Regions from separate parts of the Homo sapiens genome. Here region 1 is linked to region 2. A link is an interaction called in ENCODE POLR2A ChIA-PET data of the cell type or tissue named here. Cell type or tissue: MCF 10A. All regions are shown on one strand. Each heading gives the region's core, and the rest is flanking DNA. Links, peaks and the distances in the headings are about the cores only.

Region 1 (8,509 bases), core at 1,318-6,317, 87 kb after region 2:
CCCTTGCATGGAGTATTGCTAGGCTCTCAGGAGTGGGTCAACCAAACCTCTGGAAACTTCAATGAAGTTTTGGTCCTTGTAAGCAAGGACCAAAAATGGTTTCTTCTGTATGGAATCTCAAGACTATGTGAATTCCTGTCCTTTCTGAAACAGGTCAGATTTTTTTTCTATTTTGTGGACACTTAAATCCCTCTAATAAATTATATTTCTCCCTTCCGTGGTCTGGGATGTATTTCTCTGGCTTGCACTTAAAGGACCTTTACAGATAAAACTGTGAAAGTCATCACAATCTTGATTTCTGCTCCCAGTCCCGCCCCAGCTGCTGCCTTCCCAGAAGTCATCCTTCAGGTGTGGTTCTGTCTCAGTCAGCCCCAGTGACTTGCCTGCGGCTGACTTCTGTGAATTCAGGCTTCCATTGTCTACCTGGCTATGACTGTCATAGGGAAGCTGTTAGGGCAGCAGAGGTGCTGATCATTTAGTGACAGGTGCAATCGTTACTACTTCTTTCTAGCATGGGTGTTGTCTGACTTGGTGGGAGTGAGCAGGAAGGGAAGATGGTGGTGTTGGGGTTGGAACTACAGAATGGATGAAGTGAGAGGAGGGCAGAGGAGTCACAAGGAAGGACAAAGTAGTCAAAGTATAAAAACATCTCAACTACCATTTGGGGCCAAGGTTGAGTCTCTTATGGATTTTGCTTGGAGGACACTTTGGCCAGCTGTTTTTATGTTACCAGAAGTGGGAAGATTAATACATGGGTATTGGTCCAGATGGAAACAGGGCATATCTGGCTTCTGCATACTTATCTTCCAAAAGCTCATTTATAAAGCAGTTGTGTGGAACTCGGTATGTGTGTTCTCATGGAAGCAAAGTAATAAAGGGTGGCCATAAAAGCTCAAGTTAAGCCGGATCACAGCCGGGCCACTCCACATGCGGAGGCTCCATCTACCACGGTGAGGAGAGCTGGCCTGGAGATAGAGCTGATGCTGGACAAGCCGGGCTTAGTGATGGAGGGAGGAGACTGAGGCATCATTTGAGCCCCTGAATCTGTCTGTGCCTGCAGCACCTCTTACAAAGTTCCTGGTGATGCAGTCCCAGCCTCAGTAGACTCTCTTGTCCAAAATCTTCCTTGCACAACCACCACAAGCACCACAAACTACTCCTCTTTCCCTCTTTAGAATCCCAATGTCACATATTGCCTGTGGCTCTCAACTCAAATCTTAAAATGGACAGAGTTAAGTACCTTGCCCTTCTCAATCAGATGCCACCAGAAAGGAAAAATGAATGAAATGCAGTCACCATCCTTAGCTCAAAGCCTGGTGAGAGGGATAGAACAAATACAACTGATTGATGAAGCACAGAGAGGAAAAGCAACTTGGCCAAAGACACACGGCTCATTATCATGGGGTTTGAGTTCAAACCCAGACAGTCTGATTCCAGAGCCTGGCAAATTTGACTGCTGCTCATATTATCTCTCTTTCAACTGTGAAAGATGTATTCATAGGCATTTTTCTCAAGTTTTTATTTGAAAAGGCTTTGCCCAATGGCCCACAAAGACCTGGGGTGAAGGCAGGAGCTGGAATGGGTTTGTCCTTACCCAAATTTATCCTTCACTGGCCTGATGCTGCATGGTGGTTCCTGGGGATAACTGTTCCTCTGGTCCAAAGTATCACAATCTAAACAGATTTGCAGATGTTCAGCTTCCGTTTTGCCTTTATCAAGTTCAACTGACAGTCCAGTGGGACTGGTTGCATTTGTGCCATGCACTCCAGCCCTCTCCCTCCCACTCCCCACCCCAGCATGTTTCCCTGAGGAACTGGGAGAAGCTGCAGCTGTTGCCTCTGGTTTCCTTCAGCTCCTGCCACAGCAGCAGTTCTTCAAAATTTCATTACTTGTCTATATTTTCAGTAAAGTCACTCAACACTCACCGTTGTCCTGCTTTCCCCAGAGCATGTCACCTTCAGTCTTCAAGCACCAGATAATTAAGTTGCTAGCAAGGTGCTGCAGAGAGGGAAGCCATGCTGGAAATCCCAGGCTGGCAGAAACCTGGAGTGGAACTCTCTTCTTAGGACTTCATTTCCATGGCCAGAAGGAAAGCAGCCTTCCCTAAATTGCACCTGCCTCAAAGCTCTATTGCCTTGACCTCAATTAAAAAAGAAATTACGACAACATCCTTTAAAGAATGCCACTAACAGCCTCTTGGCCTTCTACGGGATACAGCAGCCAATTTGCTGGTCTGTCTCTATAGAAATTGTTTCTCCACTGTGTGGAGAAAATAAAATCCAAGATGGAGATGGTTATGTAAGAGGTATCTAAATGGGATCTGCGGGGCATAAGGAGTTGGATCCCAGTCATGTGCACACCCAGATGAAATCTGACTTGTTGAACTGGGCCAAATTGTAACACCAACTGCATTTGACTTGTACTGTTTATACTGGGCCTGATCACCAGCTTCCTGGAAAGACAGCTAGGCCAAACAAGACTGAAAGACATCCTAAGCTGTTAACCAGCCATCATCAATCATGCACTATATGAAAACCTTCCAGGTATGTAAACTTACAGTAAACCTTTATAAGCCCCTGCCCAACCTTGCCTGATGGAGCCGCTTGCTAGATCTGTGTGTCCTGAATTGCAATTCTTAAGACCCTGATGAAAACACCTTTTGTTTGTTTGTTTTACTGCAGTGTTGGTTTTGTTTCTTTTTAGCTGACAACTGTCTCAACAACAGATTTCTTTTACCCATGTGATTGCTACTTAAAATGGGGTCAATGCCCACATCCCCTGGCAGCTTATTAGAAATGTAAAGTCTCCACCCCCATCCCAGATCTTCTGAATCAGAATCTTCAGTTTAAGAAGCTCCCCAAGTGATGTACCTTTAAGTTAGAAAAACACAGATCTAGACCAGTGGTTCTCAAACTTTCCTGAGCATTCAAGTCCCTGGGGGGCTTGTTAAAACCCGGATAGCTGGGCCTCACTCCAGGGTTTCTGATTCTTTTGATCTGGAGGGAGGCCCGAGAATTTGCATTTCTAACCAGTTCCGAGATGACGTAGACATTACTTGCTGAGAACCACACGTTGAACATCCCCAAGATAGATCATCACTTCAGAAACCGTGATGAAAGCTCTTTCTTCCTTCATTTTCAATCCATTGCAGACTGATTCTTTTGTAAAATATAATAAACATAAATTATAAAAAAATAGAAAAGACATGAAACAAAGCCCTGATTGATTAACGTTATTGTTAGATTCAACAGACATAAAATTACTGTCAAATTGCTGTAAGAGTTTCTAAACATTTACTCAATTTCTGAACTTATCTAACACAGACCCGTGACAAAGAGTTTGGAGATCTTGCTTTGAGTAGCACTGGTCACAGCAGCAACTCTAAAGTACAGTAGGGATACCCCTGGGGAACTCCAAGACCCCTTTGGGGGTCCACAAGGTTGAAATAATGTTCGTAATGATGCTAACATGTTAGTATTATTATGTATGGTAGAGTTTTCCAGAGGCTACATGTAATGCAAAGGATTGGACTGCTTTAAATGCAGAAGCAGATGACAGAATACCATCAGTTGTCTTCTTTCAAGCCCGACATTAAGGAGGTTTGCAAAAAATATAAAACAGGCTGAGTGTGGGGGCTCACACCTATAATCTCAGCACTTTGGGAGGCTGAGGAGGGAGGCTTACCTGAGACCATGAGTTTGAGACCAGCCTGGGCAACACAGCGAGACCTCCATCTCCACAAAAATAAAAATATTAAAATTAGCCAGTCGTGGTAGCATGCACCTGTAGCCCCAGCTACTTGGGAGGCTGAGGTGGGAGGATCATCTGAGGCTTCAGTGAGCTATGATCGTGCCACTATACTTCAACCTAGGGGACACAGAGCAAGACCCTCTCTCTAAAAATAAATAAGGTAAAACAGTGTCACTCTTGATTATTTCTGATTTTTTTGGTTTCAGAAAATAGTTATTTTTATAAAATATAACAATGAATCTGTTACTATTATTAAATTAAATTGTTGAAGCCCCTCAGTTTTAATATCTACTGTGATAAATATGGACTGTACAGCTCACATAAACAAAAGCTCTTTATAGTTCTTGATAGTTCTGAAGGATGTAAAGGGGCCCAGAGCCCAAACCGTTTGAGAACAGCTGGTCCCAGTCATCTTCTGAGAACAATTGCACTCATCTTGCTTGCGATTTCCAAATGCCTGAGTCTGCGGAAACGCAGGCCTGAGGAATTTGGAGCAGAACTGCAGTAGGCTGCCTTCTTTCTAAGTTGAACAGTAGGAAAAAGAGGGGTGTAGAGTGTAATTACGTTTTACTTGTTGGCTGTCTGCCCATACATAGGCCAGGGTAGAGCTTGTGACTCATTCTCTATTTGTTCCATTTAGGACTCTGTTGAGCTTCAAGTTACAGATATCACCAAAACCGTGGCTTCGGCAAATTAGATTTGTTTTTCTCACATAACAAGAAATATGGAGGTCCATTTTAGTGGTTTAATAATGCCACTAGTGACTGATTCTTTCTTGATTTTTGCTCCCATATATTTAGTGTATGGTCTTCGTTTCTTATGTTCATTTCATGGTTCCATCTACTTTCCAAAGATGGGGAAGGGTGAAAGGCAAAGGTGTCTGCTGATTGAGCCAACCCCCTTCAGTGTTTCCTGCTTGCAACACATGGCCTCTTCTATCTGCAGTGAGCGCTAAGACATGATTTCTAACCAGACGTGCTGCTTGCCTAAATAAAATCAGGATTTTTTTTAACAAGAAAAAGGGGAGAATGGGTATTGGGAGGCAACTGTCAGTATCTGCCACATGCCAGAATCCTTAGAACTTAGCAGAATGCCTAGCCAAGAGTAAGGCTCAATAAATGTTGGTTGGATGAATGAGTGAGCTATATTACATGCACACAATCAGGTCTAAGGGGTCACAAAATGACATCAGAGTCAGATAGAGAATGGTAGTGGGGATAGTAATTGAACTGATCCATGCACTGAAAAAGGAGGGGACCCTTCTACCCCCTCATCACTCACTTTCTCTTAGGCCTTCCCTGAGGTCTTTATGTTCTTACCTCTGCAAGTTCTTTTCCTCCGTTGGCCCCTGGTACCTATATGGTGACCCTTAATGGAGCAGTCCTGAGGCTCTAGAAAAACTTACAGCAGCCTTATCTTCCCAAAGTGCTCTAGCCCCTAAAATACTCCTCCTTTACGCCAAAAGATTCTCTTTTCAGCTGTGTTTAAAGTGAAACAATTTTTTATTACGAAAAATTTTGAAAATGTAAACATGCAAAAAAGATAAGCAAGACTGCTATAATCTAGAGCAAACCAATCTCAATATTTTGATGCATAGCCTTCTAAAATTTTTCTCTTTCTATATATACTTTCTTGTTTACAAGTTTGGAATACATACTATACTGTTTTGTAATTCCTCAATTTACTCTATCATAAACATTTTTCCATGCCAAGTAACAAATGTGTGCTATAATTCTAAGTGTTGCTACCTTGGATTCCATTGTAATGTTTCATTTGCAATTGATCTCACAAGTTCCCACAGCTCCACAAATCAGACCTCAGGATTCAGATCCACTATGTCAGCTAGGGTCCTATGAGAAGCAAATGCCAAGATAGAAGGAGAAATGCAAAAGATTTAATGGAGGAAATTCTGTACAGGGTAAAGGGGAAGGAAATGTGAGTAGGCAGGGAGACGCTTCAGAGTAGATGCAGGCCTGACTCCTGTGAAAGGAAAAAGAGAAGGAAAGAGGTTTGGGTAGGATGAGTCTATAGACTGCAGTACAGCTCTGAGAAAGTCACAGCCAGGACAGTGAGGAGCCTCACAGCAAGAATTGTCCATTAGGAAAGTCCTGATAGAAATGGCCTGGTTCTTGGACCCTCATGGAGTTTAATCATTTGCTGGCAGCCACCTGAGTGTGAACATTACAGTGGATCTGAAGTTGCAGCAGCTGGAGGCTCTTAGCCAAGGACATTCCTCTCAGTAGGTCCTCTTAGAAGTTCATGGATGTCATGTGAATTCTCACAGAGATTCTGTAATTTCCAGCAGAGTATGTAAATGGAGCAGAACCTAATTAGTCTAGAATAATGGGCCAACTATCCTGTGCCCAGAGACTAAGCTCTTTTATTAGGGAAAATGTTTAGGAAGCCACTCCCATACACTGGCCCTTTCTGGCAGTAGTCAGGGGACTTAATGCTTTCACAGTATTGACTGCGGATGAGCTGTTCGCTTAGCTGACAACAAAAGAAGGACAACCAAGTCAGTATAAGCAATAATTAGGAGAGAAGTAAGTCCATGGTGCATGGTACAAAGACTCATGTGCTTGCTAAGAACAATAACTCTCTCAGGCCAAGGCAGGAATGCATTCTGTGTCCCTCATAATATGCATCAATCTGACAGTCTGTATTGATCTCTAAAGATTGACTGTGACTACTTTTGAAGCATGCCTCTTTTGGCTAGCACTGACTGGTGGCCCTTTTTAACTGTTTCAGCACACTTTGTTTCTCCCTCTAATCCAGGGAATGAAAACTCAAATTTATATGAGAGGCTGCCCCCTAGAAGCTGAGCCTGGTACAGGAATTTTGGTGCATTTGACTTGCTGCAGATGTACTCTCTGAATAGGGTGTGAGGGAAGCAGGGTGGAGTTGGGGAAGAAGCTGAGCTAGGATATAGCCTCAGCTGTAGTCCTGCTTCAGACTGATTCCACAGGGAGCTCTGGTGCCTGAGTTGTACCACAAAGTTAGTCCCACCTGGAGACAAGGAGACCTGTTTTTTGTACATCTATATTGGTCAGTCATTGGCAAGGCTGCTCCTTATGGGAAAGAGCACAAAATCTTCTGGGGAGGCAGCTCCTATTTGACTGAAAAGGGGGCAGCTGGGAACTGTGTATCTTAAACAAAAGCCTTAGGCCAGGTGTGTTGGCTCATGCCTGTAATCCCAACACTTTGGGAGGCCAAGGTGCATGGATCACTTGAGGTCAGGAGTTCAAGACCAGCCTGGCCAACATGGTGAAACCCCATCTCTACCAAAAAAATACAAAAGTTAGCCAGGCATGGTGGTGGGCACCTGTAGTTCCAGCTACTCAGGAGGCTGAGACAGAAGAATTACTTGAACCTGGGAGGTAGAGGTTGCATTGAGCCGAGATTGTACCGCTGCACTCCAGCTTGGGCAACAGACTGCGACTCCATCTCAAAAAAAAAAAAAAAAAAAAAGCAAAACAAAAGAAAGTCTTATGATTCCAACATCAGAAGTCCTACCTATAGGAAAAATGGGGATGCAGCTGGGTGCGGTGGCTCACGCCTGTAATCCCAGCACTTTGGGAGGCCGAGGTGGGTGGATCACCTGAGGTCAGGAGTTCGAGACCAGCCTGACCAACATGGTGAAACCCCATCTCTACTAAAAATACAAAAATTAGCTGGGTGTCATGGTGGGTGCCTGTAATCCCAGCTACTTGGGAGGCTGAGACGGGAGAATTGCTTGAACAGTTGCAGGAGGTGAAGGTTGCAGTCAGCCAAGATCACACCATTGCACTGCAGCCTAGGAGACAGAGTAAAACTCCGTCTCAAAAAAAAAACTGGGGGGGAGGGGTGCAAATCGTCAGTATATATATTAATAAAATAGTTATAATTAAGCATTAATCAGGCTGGACTTTAACCCACTTCATTGTAACTGACAGTCTCACAGCACTAGATACTGGCCATTTGCATCTCCATTGTTCCCATAGATAGGATTTTTGATGTTAGAATCATAAGTCTTTTGTTTAAGAATTGCTTAAGGTGTTTTTGAGATCCAGAATTCCAGTGAAACGGCTGACACCAACTAGTCTGAAAACTCACACAGAGGAAAGAAATCAGCATGAGAGGCCGGGCGTAGTGGCTCACGCCTGTAATCCCAGCACTTGGGGAGGCCGAGGCGGGCGGATCACGAGGTCAGGAGATCGAGACCATCCTGGCTAACACGGTGAAACCCTGTCCATACTAAAAATACAAAAAATTCGCCGGGCGTGGTGGTGGGCGCCTGTAGTCCCAGCTACTCGGGAGGCTGAGGCAGGAGAATGGCGTGAACCCTGGAGGCGGAGCTTGCAATGAACGCCGAGATGGCGCCACTGCCCTCCAGCCTGGGCGACAGAGCGCGACTCCGTCTCAAAAAAAAAAAAAAAGAAAGAAATCAGTATGAGAATACAGTTTCTTCATCTCCCTGTCCTATGACTTCACCCTGCACTCTTTGACCAATCAATGATCTCCACATTTCAGCCCACTCCAAACCCCTGAAAACCTCTGTCCCCATACATCTTGGGGAGACAGATGTGAGGCTTCCTCTTGTCTCCTCGTTCAGCAGTTTTGTGATTATACCTCTTTCTCTGCTGCAACCCGGTGTCTCAGCATATTGACCTGGCTGTGCACATCAAGCAATGGACCTATTACTGCTACAATCACATCCATTCACACTCCAGCCAGCAGGAAGGAGAAAGGGCAAAGAAGGGCAAGCACCGGCCTTTGAAGG
Region 2 (8,509 bases), core at 1,819-6,818:
CGTGAAAATGGCCATACTGCCCAAAGTTACTTATAGATTCAATGCTATCCCCATCAAGCTACCATTGACTTTCTTCATAGAATTAGAAAAAAACTACTTTAAATTTCATATGGAACCAAAAAAACAGACTGTATAGCCAAGACAATCCTAAGCAAAAAGAACAAAGCTGGAGGCATCACACTACCTGACTTCAAACTATACTACAAGGCTACAGTAACCAAAACAGCATGGTACTGATATCAAAACAGATATATAGACAAATGGAACAGAACAGAGGCCGCAGAAATGACATCACCCATCTGATCTTTGACAACCTGACAAAAACAAGCAATGGGGAAAGGATTCCCTATTTAATAAATGGTGTTGGGAAAACTGGCTAGCCATATGCAGAAAACTGAAACTGGACCCCTTCCTTACACCTTATACAAAATTAATTCAAGATGGATTAAAGACTTAAACCTAAGACCTAGGACCATAAAAACCATAGAAGAAAACCTAGGCAATGCCATTCAGGACATAGGCATGGGCAAAGATTTCACGACTAAAACACCAAAAGCAATGGCAACAAAAGCAAAAGGTGACAAATGGGATCTAATTAAACTAAAGAGCTTCTGCCCAGCAATATAAACTATCATCAGAGTGAACAGGCAACTTACAGAATAGGAGAAAATTTTTGCAATCTATCCATCTGACAAAGGGCTAATATCCAGAATCTACAAGGAACTTAAACAAATTTACAAGAAAAAAACAAACAACCCCATCAAAAAGTGGGCAAAGGATATGAACAGACACTTCTCAAAAGAAGACATTTATGCAGCCAACAAACATACGAAAAAAAAGCTCATCATCACTGGTCATTAGAGAAATGCAAATCAAAACCACAATGAGATACCATCTCACGCCAGTTAGAATGGCGATCATTAAAAAGTCAGGAAACAACAGATGATAGAGAGGATGTGGAGAAATAGGAACGCTTTTACACTGTTAGTGGGAGTGTAAATTATTTCAACCATTGTGGAAGACAGTGTGGCGATTCCTCAAGGATCTAGAACCAGAAATGCCATTTGACCCAGCAATCCCATTACTGGTTATATACCCAAAGGATTATAAATCATTCTACTATAAAGACACATGCACACGTATGTTTATTGCAGCACTATTCACAATAGCAAAGACTTGGAACCAACCCGAATGCCCATCAATGATAGACTGGATAAAGAAAATGTGGCACATATAAACCATGGAATACTATGCAGCCATAAAAAAGGATGAGTTGATGTCCTTTGCAGGGACTCGGATGAAGCTGGAAACCATCATTCTCAGCAAACCAACACAGGAACAGAAAACCAAACACCAGATGTTCTCACTCATAAATGGGAGCTGAACAATGAGAACAAATGGACACAGGGAGGGGAACATCACATACCAAAGCCTGTCAGGGGGTAGGGAGCTACGGGAGGGATAGCATTAGGAGAAATACCTAATGTAGATGTCGGGTTGATGGGTGCAGCAAACCGCCATGGCACGTGTATACCTATGTAACAAATCTGCACATTCTGCACATGTATCCCAGAATTAAAGCATAATTTAAAAAAGAAAGAAAGAAAGAAACAAGCACTTTTTCATACCCTACTTTTCGAGATGCCATTGCATGGATTACAACCCAGGCCAGGCAGGACAGGAATTCTTATCCCCGTTTTAACATATGGAGACTTAAAGCAATGTTATCTAAAGAAGCTGTCAACGAGCCAGGAAGAGGCCCAGCAATGAAGCCTGCGTTTTTCCTTCTATACTGGTGCTCCCCATTTCTAACCTCACTCTGCTCAAATAAGCAGCTTTTCCCCACCCCGAGAAATATACTTGTCCCTCTGCTCACCTGAAATGTCAACATCAGTGTCTTGATAGGCTTTTGGGGGCACCTTTGTGTCTGTTATTATCTGTCCACTTCACATCTACATTTTAGCCCTTAAAAGCCTACAGGCAAGATTTCTTGGACAAATTCCAGCATCATTCTAGACTCTAGAAAGATTCTGAATGAACGTTCTTTCTTTCTAGAATCCACTCTAAAACCTGTAATGATCCACACAACCTGGGAACACATGACTTGGGTTTGAAGTTTCCTCCTAAATCTCCGCACTGAATAGGACTCAAGGTTAAGTGGCTTCTTTACTGTGCTTCGCAGCATACACATGTCTCCCCAGAAATGCTTTCTATGTAGAGCTCCTTCTAAACAGGAACCATATCCAAGTTTTGAAACAAATTAAAAATTATCATCATTATGCTCAAAGGTGAAAAAAAAATCAATCTTTTGAGAACTGAATTCTTCTCAGGCTTAAATAGATACTCCTACATAACACTCAGAAAGGTAAGTTAGCAAAGGCTAATTTTATACAAAAATTACATTCAGAAAGAAATTGGCAAGATATTTTAAAGTATTTTAGGGTAGGCATGTTTTTCTCAATGTGAAAATAAATCAACATAAATATTTTGAAAATATCATATACCATTTCTTGTGAAACGTAATCTGGGCTTTTTGTATCAGCAGAATAAAAAGAAAAGTCATAGGTGAAGGTCTTGGTCCGTTCTCTTCCTGAGTCCCCAGTGCCTCCTTCTGGTATCTAGAAAGAAATGATTAGAATAATAATGATAATGTAAAGAGCACTGCCATTTGACCCAAATTTCCATGTTTATACCCTGACTAAAAACCATTTCATTCCTGCTGGCTTCTCTAAAAAAATAAATAAATAAAATTTAAATATAAACTAAACTCCTTGCAGCAATCCAAGTTCTCTGTGATATGACCCAAGAATACTATTCTGACCTTTTCTTTTTATCACTATTAACTCCTAAGAACCCAACACTCCAGCCAGACTCTGTATTTCCACCTTCAGTGATTTTTTACTGTTCCCTCCACCTAAATCCACCAGAGTTGGGCTTTGCACAACTACAAGGGTGGTATTCACATAGATCATGATAAGATTGGCACCTTCTAAAGCTGTATGATTTGGTGGCCTCACTGAAAATTCTAGGTCAGATGTCTCCTCTTTCATGACACTTCCCTTGGACACTCCATGGAGAAGTAATTTCTCCTACCTCTGACAGCCTAGACTCTTCCAGGACACATCATATTGTGAGTTTATTGCGGATGTTTGCATATATCTTGTCCCCCTTGCTATATGCTTAAAGTGCACCTCAGAACCATGTTTTAACATCTTCATATGCTCCCAAAGCCTGCTTATTGGACATATGCTGAATAACTTCAATGAGCACCACGTTTTCCACATGATTCACATATTATAAAAAAATTGTTATGATTCTTATGAAAACACTAAAAGTCTAGGCATCTGTTCTGGTTACTCAAACATCAGATGATAAAATGTTTAAAAAACTCAAAAAGCAACAGAGTAATCGAGGAAAATAGATTCCATAACGCACAAAGAAAGGAGACTCATCCAGAGTCAGCGGTCTTTTACCAAAGCACTGTGAGCGTAGAAAGACACATGAAGGAAAGACAAGGTAATTACCAGCAGGGAATGGACAAGTGACAACTGGGTAGAAACATGAGAATATGCGAGAGGCCAAAGGAAGGGAAAGAAGCACAGTGCAGGCCAGATAGAGCTGGAAGGCACAAGGGTTGTGCTAAGCAGAGGAAGAAAGGCATCCAGTGGAGAATGCCTCAGGCAAAGGACACCAGCGCCTTAATGGAGGAAATGAAATGATCCAGAGGCTGCCCAGTTGGAAGATGGGAGCATTTCCCAGCTTCTACCATTGGAGATCAACTCGCACTACTTTGAAATTGGATCTCAAAGTACCCAATCCTTTGAGCCATAAATTAATAGAAATCTCCACAGATGTGAACAGGAGATAGATCTGACTTGGCCATGGAGCATCATGTCTCAGAAACCCAGACCTAAAAGTTAATGACAAATATCAAAGGAGAAAGGCATTGAACCCATAAAGTACTTCATTTCTTTCTTTTTTGTTGTTGTTTTTTTGTTTGTTTGTTTGAGATGGGGTCTTGCTCTGTTGCCCAGGCTGGAGTGCAGTGGCACAAACAGGGCTCACTGTAGCCTTGATCTCCTGGGCTCAAGTGATCCTCCCATCTCAGCCTCTCGAGTAGCTAGGACCACAGGTGTGCACCACCAAGCCCAGCTCTGATTTCTTCAATATTAATTTTATACCCCCGTTACCCTCCTCAGCGAAAAGCATTCAGTGCCCTTTAAAAATTTCCTAACCAAATAAACAAACAGGATATTTTTCAGTGCCAAAGGAGAAACTTGCCATCTTGAAAATTTTTTTTAACTTTTTTTCCAGAAAAGAAATTTGGTGGTTTTTTTTAATCTTTCCTCCCTGAGTTTTGAATAATAGTATCAGTTCTTCTTCAAGGATTACCAAACATGATCCTCTTCATTAAAAATGGAAAAAAATATAGGGGCAAAGCTTATTTAATGTTCACAGAACACAGTCAATTGCCAGGCTAAGTCCCTACTACGAGGACACAGGATGAAAATGCCCGAATCTGGGATAGACTCAGGAGCTCCTGGACCAGAGCAACAGCTTGGATTTGGCTTCCAGATCAAATAAAGCCAGGAATGGGAAAGGAAACGGGATCAACTCTTCTGCTTCAAGACTGAGCCCAAGCCAGGTGCAAGCTGACGTGGCTAACTGCACTGGAAAGGAGGGTGTGGAAACAGCAGACAGGCTTTATTTACTCATTAGTCATCCCCACAGTAAAGCAATCATGGGGCTCTTGGAACTTAAGCAAGGCCAGGTCATGACTTGCCTTTAAGTTTGTGATTGTCGTTTTGCTTTTCTCCATCTGAATAATGAACTTGGCCTCCAAGTCCTTTTCCCTGCAATACAAATAATTCAGTAGTGGTTAGAAGAGAAAAGATTATTAAAAACAAAACAAAACTAAACCCATTTGTTTTATTTACTTTTTACGTTAGGAGTTTATTTTCAAATGGCATCTGAGGAGCAATCCCAGACACGGCTCCTCCCAAATCCTTACTAATATAACATGAAGATACGCAAAATGATGCCACCATCAACAATTATGGCTGATACACAGTGTGTTGTTAAACCCTGAAAGAATTTCCAATTGTAAGCCAAAAGAAGAGTAAATGAAATAACAGACACCACAAAGAGCTAAGACTCACCAAAAAAAAGTAGCCCCCCTCACCTTGTTACAAAGAGAAAGAGACCTTAGCCCCCTACCCAAGATGAAAACCAAAGAGAAAACTGGAGTGGTTACAAGCAGGTGCTGCTTCCAGAAGCAGCCAGGGCACTGTTCCCTCCTCCTACCTTCTTTCTACATCTGTTCAGAAACTGCATTTCTCAGAAAACAGCAGAACAGGAGGACTCCTAAAGAGTACAGTTCCCTAGAATAAATGACCATACATTTACCCAATGGAGTGTGACGCCACTGAACAAGGAATGAGGAAGATCCCTATATCTGTTATGGCGTGGCCACTGGGATATACTGGGATATACTGTTCAGTGGAGACAAAAGATGGAGAAAATCTATGTAGAAAAATACAAATTATATTTAAACACTTTTTTAAAACCTATGTATTTTTCAAAAGGCTACCTAGGAAAAAAAGGGAAATTGAGGATAAGGATTTGGGGCAGACAAGGGAAGTGGACAAGGATAGAAGCTAGATTTCTGCAAATATACTTTGATCTGGAGGTCATCTTTAGAACGATAAAAATGATTTATGCAAAAATAAAACAAGAGTTTCAAAAAACAAGCTATAATTTAGAAGTAAGTTGAAGCGAATGAATCTAGCTGTGTACCACAAAGTGAGAAACTATTTCAATTACGACTCTATAGAGGAATTTGACTGTATACTATAATGAGATATATCCTAAAAAGAAAAAGAACTACAAAGAAATCTTAAAGCATTTTTAGTAATCATATTTTTGGTGGTAATGTAAGTGCCATTATTCTGAGATTTCTGTCTGTGTACTGTGGGACATTACAAGAGTAATGATGTTGGTGCCCTAGAGAACCAAGGTTTTTGAAGTGGCTGAATGAGATACAAACATAAGTTTGATGAGGTTAAGTAAAAACTGTAGTCCTGGCCGAGCACGGTGGCTCACGCCTGTAATCCCTGCACTTCAGGAGGCAGAGGCGGGCAGATCACCTGAGGTCGGGAGTTCAAGACCAGCCTGATCAACACGGAGAAACCCCATCTCTACTAAAAATAGAAAATTAGCCGGCCATGGTGGCGCATGCCTGTAATCCCAGCTACTCGGGAGGCTGAGGCAGGAGAATCACTTGAATCCAAGAGGCAGAGGTTGCAGTGAGCCAAGATCACGCCACTGCACTCACTCCAACCTGGGCAACAAGAGTGAAATTCTGTCCCAGAAAAAACTGTAGTCCTGAATCTAATTGGAAGGAGTAGCAGAAACTTCATCTTTCATCCAAAATTTAAAAAACAAACAACTCCCTTGCTTTGTCCATTGAAAAGGCCTAGAATCTTACACTCAAATTATAGCCTATAAATAACATTTTCCACTAAAATAAGTCAGGGTTCCTTGGAGAAGTGATTCAATCCAAATACTGAACCATCTCTTCACACTATAAAGCAGGAACACTAACACAGGTCACTAGGGCTGTGGCGGGCACCTTCTAACACGGCTCCCAGTGATTGCCCGGCACTCACACCCTGTCGTGTGCGATCCTTGCCCTTGACTATGGGCTGGACCTGGTGAGTCACTTCTAATGACTACAACACAAACACACCCAAGTGATGGTCTGTCACTTCCCAGGCGGGCTTTCAAGACTGTGACTTCTGTCTTGCTGGCTCTCTCTTCTGCCCTCTCTGTTTGAGCCCTGGCAGTGTGAAAAGTCAGGGACGACAGAGTGAGGACCCCTGTGGACAGACCCAGCCAGCAGGAAACAGGGGCCCGCTAGCAGCACGCCAGACAGCCTGGCAGGGCACGCTCCCCAAGCCCGCACCGGGACATGATGATGAGAGATGACTGGGAAGCCGTCTGGCACCCTGACTGCAGCGCTAGGGGAGAGCCGGAGTCAGAGGACCCTGCTCAACCCCACCCAGATTCCTGACCCACAGAAACTCTGAGATAATACATGCTGTGTTTTGTTGTTGTTGTTTGGTTTTTTTTGAGACAGGGTTTCGCTCCTGCCACCCAGGCTGGAGTGCAATGGCATGATCTCAGCTCACTGCAACCTCCACCTCCTAGGCTCAAGCGATTATCCTGCCATAGCCTCCCAAGTAGCTTTGACTACAGGCACGCACCACTGCACCTGCCTATTTTTGTATTTTTTGTAGAGATGGAGTTTTGCTGTGTTGCTCAGGCTGGTCTCAAACTCCTGAGCTCAAGCAATCCACCCGCCTCGACCTCCCAAATTGCTGGGATTACACACACGAGCCACCATGCCTGGTCAATACATATTGTTTTAAGCCCCTAAGTTTTGGGGTAATTTGTTATACACTAAAAGAAAACTAATACAAGGACCCTGTCAAAAGGACTCAGGAACCAACCTGCATAAGTTCCTGCTGCCCAAAGTTGAGAAATCTGGACAGCAAAGAAACTAAAAACCAACTGAAATAGATAGAATATATTTAAGCACATAAACTCATAACTTAAAAATAAAAACTCAGTGGTCCCCTCTGAAAGATCAAAGGATCTGTCTCATTATTTTGAAAACTGTTAAAAGAAAGAATCAAGCATTTATCTTGCATTTCCAAAACTATCTATACTTCAAGTAACCAAACAACTGTGAAAGAAAGTTTCTCCTTTAGAGATATTCCAGCTAAAAAAATAAAGAAGTAATAACAAAATATCATTTCGTCACCCCTGGTGAATTAATGGCTCTAGGGAGGGACCACCGATGGTTACCAGGCCAGCCACTGTGAGAAAACCAGGTACGAGGTGTATTCTACCTGAAGTACCAACGCGACTGCCCCAGGGTTCCTGTCCTTCCCTCCCAGGGATGGCCTGACTCTGACCTAGAGCTGCCCTATAGGGAACCAGCAGGAATGACAAGTGTAAGTGGGAACACGCCAATGTTCTCAGGTGGGGGAATCGGTAAAATCCAGCCTGTGGGAAAGGCAGCAGGGTAAATGACTCAGCATATTCCAAATTATGACAAATTGCAAAGAATATAACGATGAAAGGGAAATCTAAAGCTAGAAAAGACATTAAAGACATATCAACCAACTGGATCCCAATTCAAACAGAAAAAGCACTTTGAAAATTATAACCATTTGGGAGGCCGAGGCAAGTGGATCATCTGAAGTCAGGGTTCGAGACCAGCCTGGCCAACATGGCAAAACCCCGCCTCTACTAAAAAGACAAAAAATAGCCGGGTGTGGTGGCGGGCACCTGTAATCCCAGTTACTTGGGAGGCTGAGGCAAGAGAATCGGTTGAATCCAGGAGGCGGAGGTTACAGTAAGCCGAGATTGTGCCATTGCACTCCAGACTGGACGACAAGAGCAAAACTCCGTCTCAAAAAAAAAAAAAAAAAAATTATAACTT

The links. ChIA-PET counts read pairs that join two places held together with the same protein. Peaks named below come from ENCODE experiments on the same cell type or tissue, not always from the same donor. Only the 100,000 strongest peaks of a DNase experiment are listed, where the experiment ranks them.
Region 1: POLR2A ChIA-PET joins it to region 2 with 10 read pairs; 2 of 35 experiments call an interaction of 5 or more read pairs at or near these places.

The regions. Positions count from the first base shown.
Region 1 is chr20:16,611,126-16,619,634 of GRCh38, forward strand. It overlaps LOC105372542 (a long non-coding RNA gene), which reads left to right. Exons shown (of 4, transcript XR_937286.3): 1 at 1-2,543. Among named protein-coding and RNA genes, the nearest start is that of KIF16B, 42 kb to the left of the region's middle. In MCF 10A, for the core only: no CTCF peak of the experiment used is centred there; a DNase peak (open chromatin) is centred at 4,306.
Region 2 is chr20:16,523,588-16,532,096 of GRCh38, forward strand. It overlaps KIF16B (kinesin family member 16B), which reads right to left. Exons shown (of 26, transcript NM_024704.5): 2 at 4,784-4,853; 3 at 2,505-2,618. Among named protein-coding and RNA genes, the nearest start is that of KIF16B, 46 kb to the right of the region's middle. In MCF 10A, for the core only: no CTCF peak of the experiment used is centred there; DNase peaks (open chromatin) are centred at 4,694 and 6,704.